2 separate regions of the Homo sapiens genome follow, and region 1 is linked to region 2. A link is a contact called in ENCODE Hi-C or POLR2A ChIA-PET data. All regions are on one chromosome and are shown on one strand. The core of a region is the stretch at or near the end of the contact, and the rest is flanking DNA. Distances in the headings are between cores, read along the strand shown. Region 1 overlaps SHPRH (SNF2 histone linker PHD RING helicase). Region 2 overlaps EPM2A-DT (EPM2A divergent transcript).

Region 1 (4,621 bases), core at 149-2,648, 39 kb after region 2:
ATATAATCACTTCTGGATTATATTTACCAAATTATTTTATTCCTATTTTAAACTCAGAATTTCATAATCAGTTTTTTTCACTCAGATGTTTATTTTAATTATATTTTAAAAGTGTGAGACAGATGTCACAAATGATCTTTAAATTAAATGAACAAAAATTCAAATAAAAAAAAAACAGAATAGAATTCCACATGTAGAATTCTACACATAGTATGGCTAGGCTTCTCTGTGAGTTGGAATGTAGAGATACAGAGTTTTTTTCTCTACAAAAAGGCTGTATAAGATATCTCTATTATCAAGAGATATGCTTGCTAAAAATGCAGATTTCTGGACCACATCCCAGGTCTAATGAGTCAAAGTTTATGGAGACAGAGCCTGAACAAAAATATTTATTTTAAAAAGCAGGCCAGTTGATGGTCACATACTTAAAAGTTTGACAAAAAAAGCAATTGTGTAGCATGTGGTGGGTGGGAAGGGTACTGTATTGCTGTCACTATATCTATGTAGTGGCTGTATCTATTTTCTCCCGGACAGAAATTTCTTATTATCTAAGACTCTTGACCAGTATATAGGGTCAGGGTTTCCACTGGCAAAATGCTTTGTATAAAACCTAGCCAAATGTAAGACACAGGGAACAAGACATGTGGGCCATATGTTCTGCCAGGAGGCCTACTTCACCATCCAAAATGCCTGGCAGTTGTCAGAACTTGCAAGGGGAATTTTGTTTACTTTGTGAGATGCCCAGTAGGTTCCAAAGGTCATTTAGGAATACCATCACACTGTTGCTAGGGAAGAAATGGTCTTCAACTTAAGTGCATCCACCGAACAGGACATTTGTGATCCCAGTATTCATTTTATATCTATGGTCAATCAACAGCATTCCTTACATTGTAAAATCTCTTATTTCCAAGAAATACTACTTAAAAATGTCTACTACTAATAAATAATAGTTTTATGCTTTCCAAATATCTTTTATCCACAAAAAAGCTATATGATTAAGCATTCTGTACGATATATGGTTTGCTATGTCTGAGAATCTTGACATAAATACAGTGAAATAATCATTTCAGAAATAAATTTTATATTTCAGATAATATAAACATTTCAATTAAATAAAAAATTACTTGTCAGTATTGCTTGTTAAAGAACAACGATTTGATAATCAACAGTAATATAAAGAAAAAAACTAGGTTTAGAAATAATTGGAACTAGTAGTTTCTAAAATTTGAAAATAATGCCTTAATTATTTACACAAAGCCATCTTTATTTACATACTAATCCAAAATAGGCAATATGATCATTTATGTGGAAGTTTCAAAGAGTCACAAGAGAGGGGTGAAGTCTCAGAATACAATAAGCTGATGTTTCAAGGAGGAAGTGACAGACAGCAGGCCAGAAATGTGACAGAAGTCAGAAGAAGAGACAGGAAGCACAAGGCAAATGTGGCAGACACAAATGGTAACAGAAAAAGCAGTGAAGAGCCAACCTAAACATGGCGTGAAGCAGTGTGACAACGTCGAGGAGGGATAAAATTTGCCCGCACAATGGTACAATAGTCTTATGTTTAAGAAAAGGAAATGTAATTACATGTGCATCTATGATAAAAAGGGAAATTATCTTTAGTAAATTCTATAAACTTAATTTTTTTTAAAAGATGCTTCAGTTAATTCACGTGTTAATCAATACTCATGAAAGACAGCGAGAAGTGAGAGCACAATAAACAGTATTTATATACCGATATCCCTGCTCCAACAGCACAGCACATGTAACTGTGCCAATCTCTATCCTGGGTGTCTAGGAAAGCTGCCATAAAATGAACAGGTGTTTGGATTTGATGGGCTCAATGACTCAGTTTCGTAGAGGCTGTGCTGTTTACCAGTAGCTAGAGCAATCACTTCCTTAACCTCTCTGCGCAAAACCTGACACAGCAGTTCTTTCTTATGCCAGTTCCTTGTACTGTGATGCATGCTGTCACCTAAGGGTGAGCCACCTCTTCTTAGCCACAAAGGCCATCTGTGGCCCTTGAGATGCTGTGGCCAGAGGAAGAGAAAGAAGAGAAAAAAGGAAGGGCTAAGAAAGACTATCTTTATGGAAAGGAAAGGAGAAACTATAGGAGTGGGAAGAAAGGGAGAGAGGGACTGGGAAGCAGCATAGCTCCTAAGTGCAGGCAGGATAAAGAATAACTGTCAAATGCCTCAGGGCTGCACCATAAGTCACCTACTTCTTCCTTCAATAACTCTTTGGTATTTGCTTTAAAAATATAGTCCTCCCTCAGTATCTGTGAGGGACTGACTGCTTCCAAAACCCCTGTGGATACCAAAATCCCAGGATGCTCAAGGCCCTTATATAAAATGATGTCATATTTGCATATAACATACACACATCCTCCTGTATACTTTAAATCATCTCTAGATTACCTCATATAATCCCTACACATCATTGCATTTGCGTGGATTCAATGTAAACTCAGCATGCTGCAAATTCAAGTTCTGCTCTTTAGAACTTCATGGAATTTTTCTTTTTCCAAGTATTTTTGATCTATGGTTGGCTATATCCACAGATACACAGGGCTGACTGTAAAATGTATTCAGGGGATTCACAGAGAGGGAACAGGACTAGATGATCCTTAGGTCATGATGCTCTCATCACGTATCCTTGCCTGTTCTGTTATTCCCATACTGTCCTGCACTTCCTTCCTGCTTGTTTACCCTCTAATTTTTCTCCTTTCACTCCTGGACCTTTCACTGGCGCCCCCTGGAACCCGTATTTTATGAAACAAATTGTTTCATATTTTCTACCTCTTGTAGAAATACTGCTCTTCACTTCCCTGCTTTAATTAGAACCTGGCTATCTTCTAAGCATACTGGTCTCTCAGCAGCCCTTTTGAGTGAAGGATTTGACTGTTGCATTTGAGTGCTGGTCCACAAATGCAGGTTTCAGAGCATTAGTTCTCATTTGTGTAACAACTTCCATTTTTTGAGCCCCCTGAAGCCCAGTTATCCCAACTCTACCCTTTGCTATAATTTATTGAACCCTACCCTACATTCACTAAAGAACTTTGGTGCCTAATTTACTCTATACCTCAACTCTAGATATTACATACTGTCTGCTTGGACAGCTCATCCAAAATTCAGGTCTCACTGTTTCATCTTCTAGCATCTTTTCTTCTCCACCTCACTTGAGTCACCTACTTCTACAGTCACATCTGGCAGGCCTGTCCTCTCTGGAATGACTATGATCTCCCATTCTCAGATAAGAACACCTATGCTTATATCTTTTGTGCTCAATAGCCCAATTTATACCTGTTATTTGACTTCAATGAAACTCTACTTTCTATACATCAACATTCTCCTTCTTTTCAAGAAACTTGTATTACAAATTATCCTTTCTCCTATATCTTCAGTCTATCCTTTTTTCACTGGAGACTAAACATGCTCAAGAATCTTTTGTCTTAAACAGAACAACAACAAAAAAGTGATGTCTTTCTGTTTTCATAGGTTCTGGTTACAATTCTGATTCTATCTCACAGTTAAGTTTATGAAACAGTTGGGCATTTTTTCTACTTGTTGACTTCCTGCTCATCCCGCAATCCCTCCCAATCTGCTTTCTGCCTCTACATTTGTATTAAAAGAGCTCCTTCTAAAGTCATCAGTGACCTCATTAGACAAATTAGTCCACATTGTAGTTGATCCACCTTCAGCACTACTGTCTCCTCACCGAAGCAGAGCTTCCCTGTGGTCTTTGTTGCCAGCGTACCTGCCTGGATTGCCTGTCCCTAGTTGCTCCTTCTCATTTTCCAGCCCTCCCAACTTGATTCAATCTTTTAAAGTTATGGACTTCATAGGACTCAATCTGAAGCAAACTTTTCTATTAGTGACTCCGAATTTTGTATCTCCAGCTCCACATATCAACACTTTTCTGGATAGTTCTACTTGGATGTCTTAGGCACCTTAAATATGATATGTCTAAATGTATTCCTCTTCCAAATATCTTGTATCATTAGCTATACCATTACCCACCTGCTTATTCACATCAGAAACCAGGGGTGATCTATGAAATTTCCTTCACTAATGCTGCCAACATTCTCTAACTTTATTCTAAACATGTCTAGAATATACCCACTTCTCTCCATTTCTACCGCCATCAGCCAAATCAAAGCCACCATTACTCCTGCTGTAGCCTCCTAAGCTGCTCTCTCCAAATTTCTTCTGCTCTATTCTGTTCCTCATCATCTGTTTTCCACACAAGAGAGATCTTTTTGAAATCCAAATTTGATCATGATACATCCCTGCTTATAATATTTAATGGCTTTCTCCTTAAATAAAAATAAAATTCTCAAATGTTCAGGTGGCCCTTCAACATCTGGTCCCCTAGTTAGGTCTCCAGGCTTATTCAACTGCTTTCTCCTTGCTTTCTACACTTCAGCCACTCAGATCCATTTGAGTCCTTGTCTTAGGCTTTTCCATGCACTGGCTCTCTTCTGGTTTTCTTTTTCTCTGTCTGGGAGCCAACCTATTCTCTCCTCAGGCTGACTAATTCATCATTCATCCTTTAGATACCTGCTTAACTGTCATTCCCTCAGAGACTTTTTTTCCTTTTTCTCCTTAAAAAACAAAACAAA
Region 2 (4,524 bases), core at 277-2,776:
CGAGAGGGTAAATTTCACAAGCAGCATCTTCTGGCGGCTGCTTCCTACTGTCCTTAGTAATTCATTAAGGAGCTGGCTGTCAGAAAGCAGGACTGAGACTCGGTAGGATATAAGTCAATGAAGAATTATGATTATTCATAGTGTATTACTAGCAAATTGTTGCTAAATAGATTTTGTTAAAATATCTTGTGATATGTGCATATCTATTATTTATCCACATAAGTAATTTGCATCATGTGAGTGTCTGGCTTGTGCTGTGGTCCCAGGAAACCTGCAAAGCAAACCATCATATATAAACTTACATTTCTTTATGTGAGTGCTTTATTATTTCATCTTGTTGACAAATTAGATCACTTCCCCTCTCCTTGTCGTATGACCATAACTTAAGACAAATCTCTTAGGTCTATCATCTATATTCTCACTTCCTCATTTCTTTATTCTTCATGTTTCACAATTCCTTAATTTAGACCCTAATTTGGGTTTCTTAATGTTTATTCCTTACAGACATGTATTACTGAATAAGCCCCATAATTTTTACTTGTGCAAAACATCTCTAAATTGAAAAAGATGATAAAAAACAAATCAAAAAATTTTTAAAGTAAATAAAAAACAACTCACAAATCACCAAATCTCTCAACTGTAGAATGGCAGTTGTCAGGGACCAGGGGTGGGAGAATGGGGTGATGTCATGAAAACAAAATAACGCCTGTTCCTCAAAAAACCTGTGGAAATAAAAAATTAAAAATTAAAAAATAAAAAATAAAAACAGCAACAACAAAACAATAAAGCCTCTTGGAAAGAGGCTGTATTTAGCAATCTGGTACAAAGAAAGAAATTTTTTTTTTTTTTTTTTTGGGTAAGCCACTTAGCTTATGAACAAAATAATAGCCCATGAATTAAATTTTAAAATGTTTGGAGAATAAAGCTAAGGTTAAAAAAAAAGAGAAACTGCATTCTTTCCAAGTAAAAAGCCCAAAGGGATCAAAGTTTGATGATGCCCTAGATTCTGTGACAGTCTACACTGAAATAATTATTTGTTCCTTTTGAATTGCCACGTTTTAGGTCATTAGTAGTGAGCAAATGTATTAATGCCACTATCATTTTTTGCTAATGTTCTTCTTTCTTCAGCCTAGTAATTTGAAACTATCAAATAAAATTTATAAACACACACACTCACACACACACACACACACACACACACACACACACTTTGAGACCGTGGTGCCTTTCTATTTATTTCTAGTATGGAACATTCAGAAACATAAATTGTAACATTTTTGTAAACTGCTATAATTTCATTATTTGGATTGAACATCTTCTTGCCCATAATTGTGACCATCTCAGGTACCTGGCTTAAGCCTGTTAGTTAGTTCACATATTGGCATTGCTATAGATGGAATTATTTCCCCATGCAAATTCAACTATTGAAGTCCTAACCCCTAATGTTATGACGTTTAGAGATGGGGCCTTTGGGAGATATTAGATTTAGATGAGATTATGAAGGTGGAGCCCTCATGGTGAGATTAGTGCCATTATAAAGAGATACCAGAGAGCTTTCACTTTCTCTTTCCCATGTGAGGACATAGAAGTAGATGAAAAGATGGTTGCTAAAAAGAGTTCTCACCAGAACCCAACCATGTGACATCCTGATCTTGGACTGCCAGCCTCCAGAACTGTGTGAAAATGGATGAATAAATGAATGAACGAATAAAATCTATTGTTTCCACTGAGTCTATGGTATTTTGTTATGGCAGCCTGAGCTGACTAAGACAGGTGGCCTTTGACCCTGTTTAGGAGATTCCTGTCAGGATTTAGAAGCAGACGTTTAATTTCCATCACAGTTCAAGCTACTAGTCCAGCTGCAATAAGAAGCAACATGCATTTGAGTAAGTTCTGAAGCGGGCTTCATTTCAGGAGCTGTGCCTCAGTATGGGCAGAGGCCCGGGCAATCTCTCCAAGAGTTGGGTTCAGCTGCATCTTGGCTTACTGGCTGCCTCAGTGAGAATTTCTAAACAAAGCAGAATAGCAGGAAACCTCTGACCAGTTTACCTTTTATGCTTTCATTTCCTATTTTTTTTCTTTTTTGGTAACTTTCTTTGACTTAAGGTGACAAAAGAGCACCTTTTGCAGAAGCTAGGACAATGTGGTAGAGTGAAACAAACCTGAATTTGGTGTCAGAAAGTCTGAGATTCACATCCAGGCCCTATTTGGAAATCTATGCATTTATGCATCCTTCCTCTGGTGATCTGATTCCATGGAGCTATTTTACAACTCTTTGTTAAACTTACCTGGTAGTCACACAAATTCTGTCCTGTGCACCACAAGCTCTATTGACTTCCCTCTTCCTCACCTTTATCCCCAAGGGGGAAAAACAGTTGCTTTCATTTGCCATTAATTTCAATATTCTTTTATGCCATATAAATTTGTGCTTCTTGACTTCTTTTTTGAAATGGTTGTAACATCTGTCTGCTTCCCTCATTGAATGTGTTAAACAAAATCTTTAACGTCTATTCATTTTTATATCTGTATGAAAGTCACACTTTAACCTTTTTCTGAAAATTATTTTTTAACACCCAGCTTCCTCATTTGGAAAATGGGGATAATAATAACTCTCTTATCCTCCTTTCTACATTTCTGGGATTAAACGAGTTATAATTAACTGGATTGAAATGATCATTAAGGGTTGAAAATGTGTCTTATCTACTTTTGTTTTCCTAACACCTTGGAAAGAGAATCTGCACATCAAAGTGCTCTTTATGATAAAATACAAGACAAACAGGACGTGGTTTTATCATTATCAGACATTATTAGCAGCATGAGTGGCAGCAACCTCTGACCTCCTTTTGCAAGTGGCCAGAGGGTTCATGTCAGGTGGCATTCAAAGAGCCAAAGGTGTAGAAGTCTCACGCTGGGCCAACAGGGACGTAGATACTTGACAGTGGTTTCCAATTCCAGGGAGGAGGCCACTTATGGAAGAGAAGGCTTAAAGGAGACTGGAAGATTTGCTTCTTGAGTTCTGGGTCCTTTGCCACCAGAGATTCAGGGAACAAAAGTGTTTTCTCCACACAAACATTAGCTTGTCTAGTACACAATCACTTGTCACTTCTGGCCTTTGCCTGTGCTGATTGATGGGGGAAGGTAGACAGAGAGGGGACAGGGGCAACATTTCTGGTATGCAAAAATCTTACAGTGAATATAAAGATTTGTCAACACACTTCAAGGTTGCCAACAGATTGGCCAGATCTGTATTCTATTATTTATATTAAAAACACTTCAGTTCCAGCATATAAAATCTAAAACTTTTAAATGGGAAGTTAAAGCTCAAATTTGAGGTCACTATAGGGGAAATATTCTCTGCTATTTTTTAACTGTTTCAGTATTTTTAGTTTCACTTTTCTACTCTTCGTCACTCTCTGATCTCAGAAAGAACAGGTGCACTAAACATCTTGTTCATGAACATTACCAACTCAAGGTTCACAGGAAGGCAACTTGCATTCATTAGATGAGTATCCAAATTCATCCCTCTATCACACTGTAGTAGACTGATTAATGACCCCCAAAATACCAGGTCTTAATCCCTCCCTGTACATGTTATCTTATATGGAAAAATGACTCTTATAAAAGGAATTAAGCAAAGAATTTGAGATGGGGGAGATTATCCTGGATTAACCTGGTGGACCCTCCATGCAGTCACAGGTGTCACTACAAGAGAGAGGCAAAATGAAACAGGAGGATCACTTGAGTCCGGGAGGCTGAAGCTGCAGTGGGCTGTGATTGCACTGCTGAACGTGAACCTGGGCAACAGAGTCACACGCTGTCTTCAAAAAAGAATATATATATATATATATATATATATATATATAGAGAGAGAGAGAGAGAGAGAGAGAGAGAGAGAGAGAGAGAGGTGAAGGAAGATTTGACACAGACAGAAGAGAAAAGGCACTATAACCACAGAGGTAGTTTGGAGTATGTCACCATTAGCACCAGAAGCTGCCCTGGCAACACTTTGATTTTATCCCAGAAAAACTGATTTCAGTTTCTGCTCTCCAGAACTGAGAGAATTAATTCCTGCGGTTCTAAGCCACTCAGTTCATGGAAATTTGTTACAACACTCACAGGAATTAAATACAGATACCTCCACAAAAACTCTCTTCTAGACTAAAAACAAAACAAAACAACTTTGCCAAGTGCATTAGTTTGCTAGGGCTGCCATAACAAAGTACCACAAACTGGGTGGCTTAAACAACAGAAATTGTTTTTCTCACAATTCTAGAGGCTAGAAGTTTGAGGTCAAGTTGATTTATTTTGGGTTGATTTCTTCTGAGGCCTCTTTCCTTAGCTTATAGATGGTGCCTTCTTCCTGTGTTCTGACATAGTTTTCCCTCTGTACCTGTCTGTGTCCAAAGCTCCTCTTCTTGTAAGAGTGGCAGTCCAATTGGATTAGGGTCCACCAATATGACCTCATTATACCTAAATTACCTCTTTAAAGGCATTGTCTCAAAACACAGTCATATTCTAAGGCCC

Evidence for each region. A loop is a pair of places that touch in the nucleus more often than their neighbours do. ChIA-PET counts read pairs that join two places held with the same protein, here RNA polymerase II (POLR2A).
Region 1: a loop to region 2 is called in a map with no recorded cell type, with 2.5 times the contacts of the local background. The contact joins two enhancer-like sites. A Hi-C loop is called at or near these places in 2 of 37 single-sample maps with no recorded cell type. POLR2A ChIA-PET finds 5 or more read pairs at or near these places in 4 of 52 experiments (CD8-positive, alpha-beta memory T cell, OCI-LY7, T-cell and 1 more).

What each region holds. Positions count from the first base shown.
Region 1 is chr6:145,903,178-145,907,798 of GRCh38, forward strand. The region is part of intron 25 of SHPRH (SNF2 histone linker PHD RING helicase); the gene reads right to left. Among named protein-coding and RNA genes, the nearest start is that of SHPRH, 59 kb to the right of the region's middle. Within about 2 kb of position 1,399, at least 3 of the 41 ENCODE cell types and tissues checked have a DNase peak (open chromatin) inside an H3K27ac peak, as active enhancers do; they include OCI-LY7, where a contact is called at or near this core.
Region 2 is chr6:145,863,770-145,868,293 of GRCh38, forward strand. All of the region lies in intron 2 of EPM2A-DT (EPM2A divergent transcript), which reads left to right. It also overlaps a transcript of SHPRH not described here. Among named protein-coding and RNA genes, the nearest start is that of FBXO30, 51 kb to the left of the region's middle. RefSeq lists an enhancer at 1,454-1,623. Within about 2 kb of position 1,527, at least 6 of the 41 ENCODE cell types and tissues checked have a DNase peak (open chromatin) inside an H3K27ac peak, as active enhancers do; they include OCI-LY7, where a contact is called at or near this core.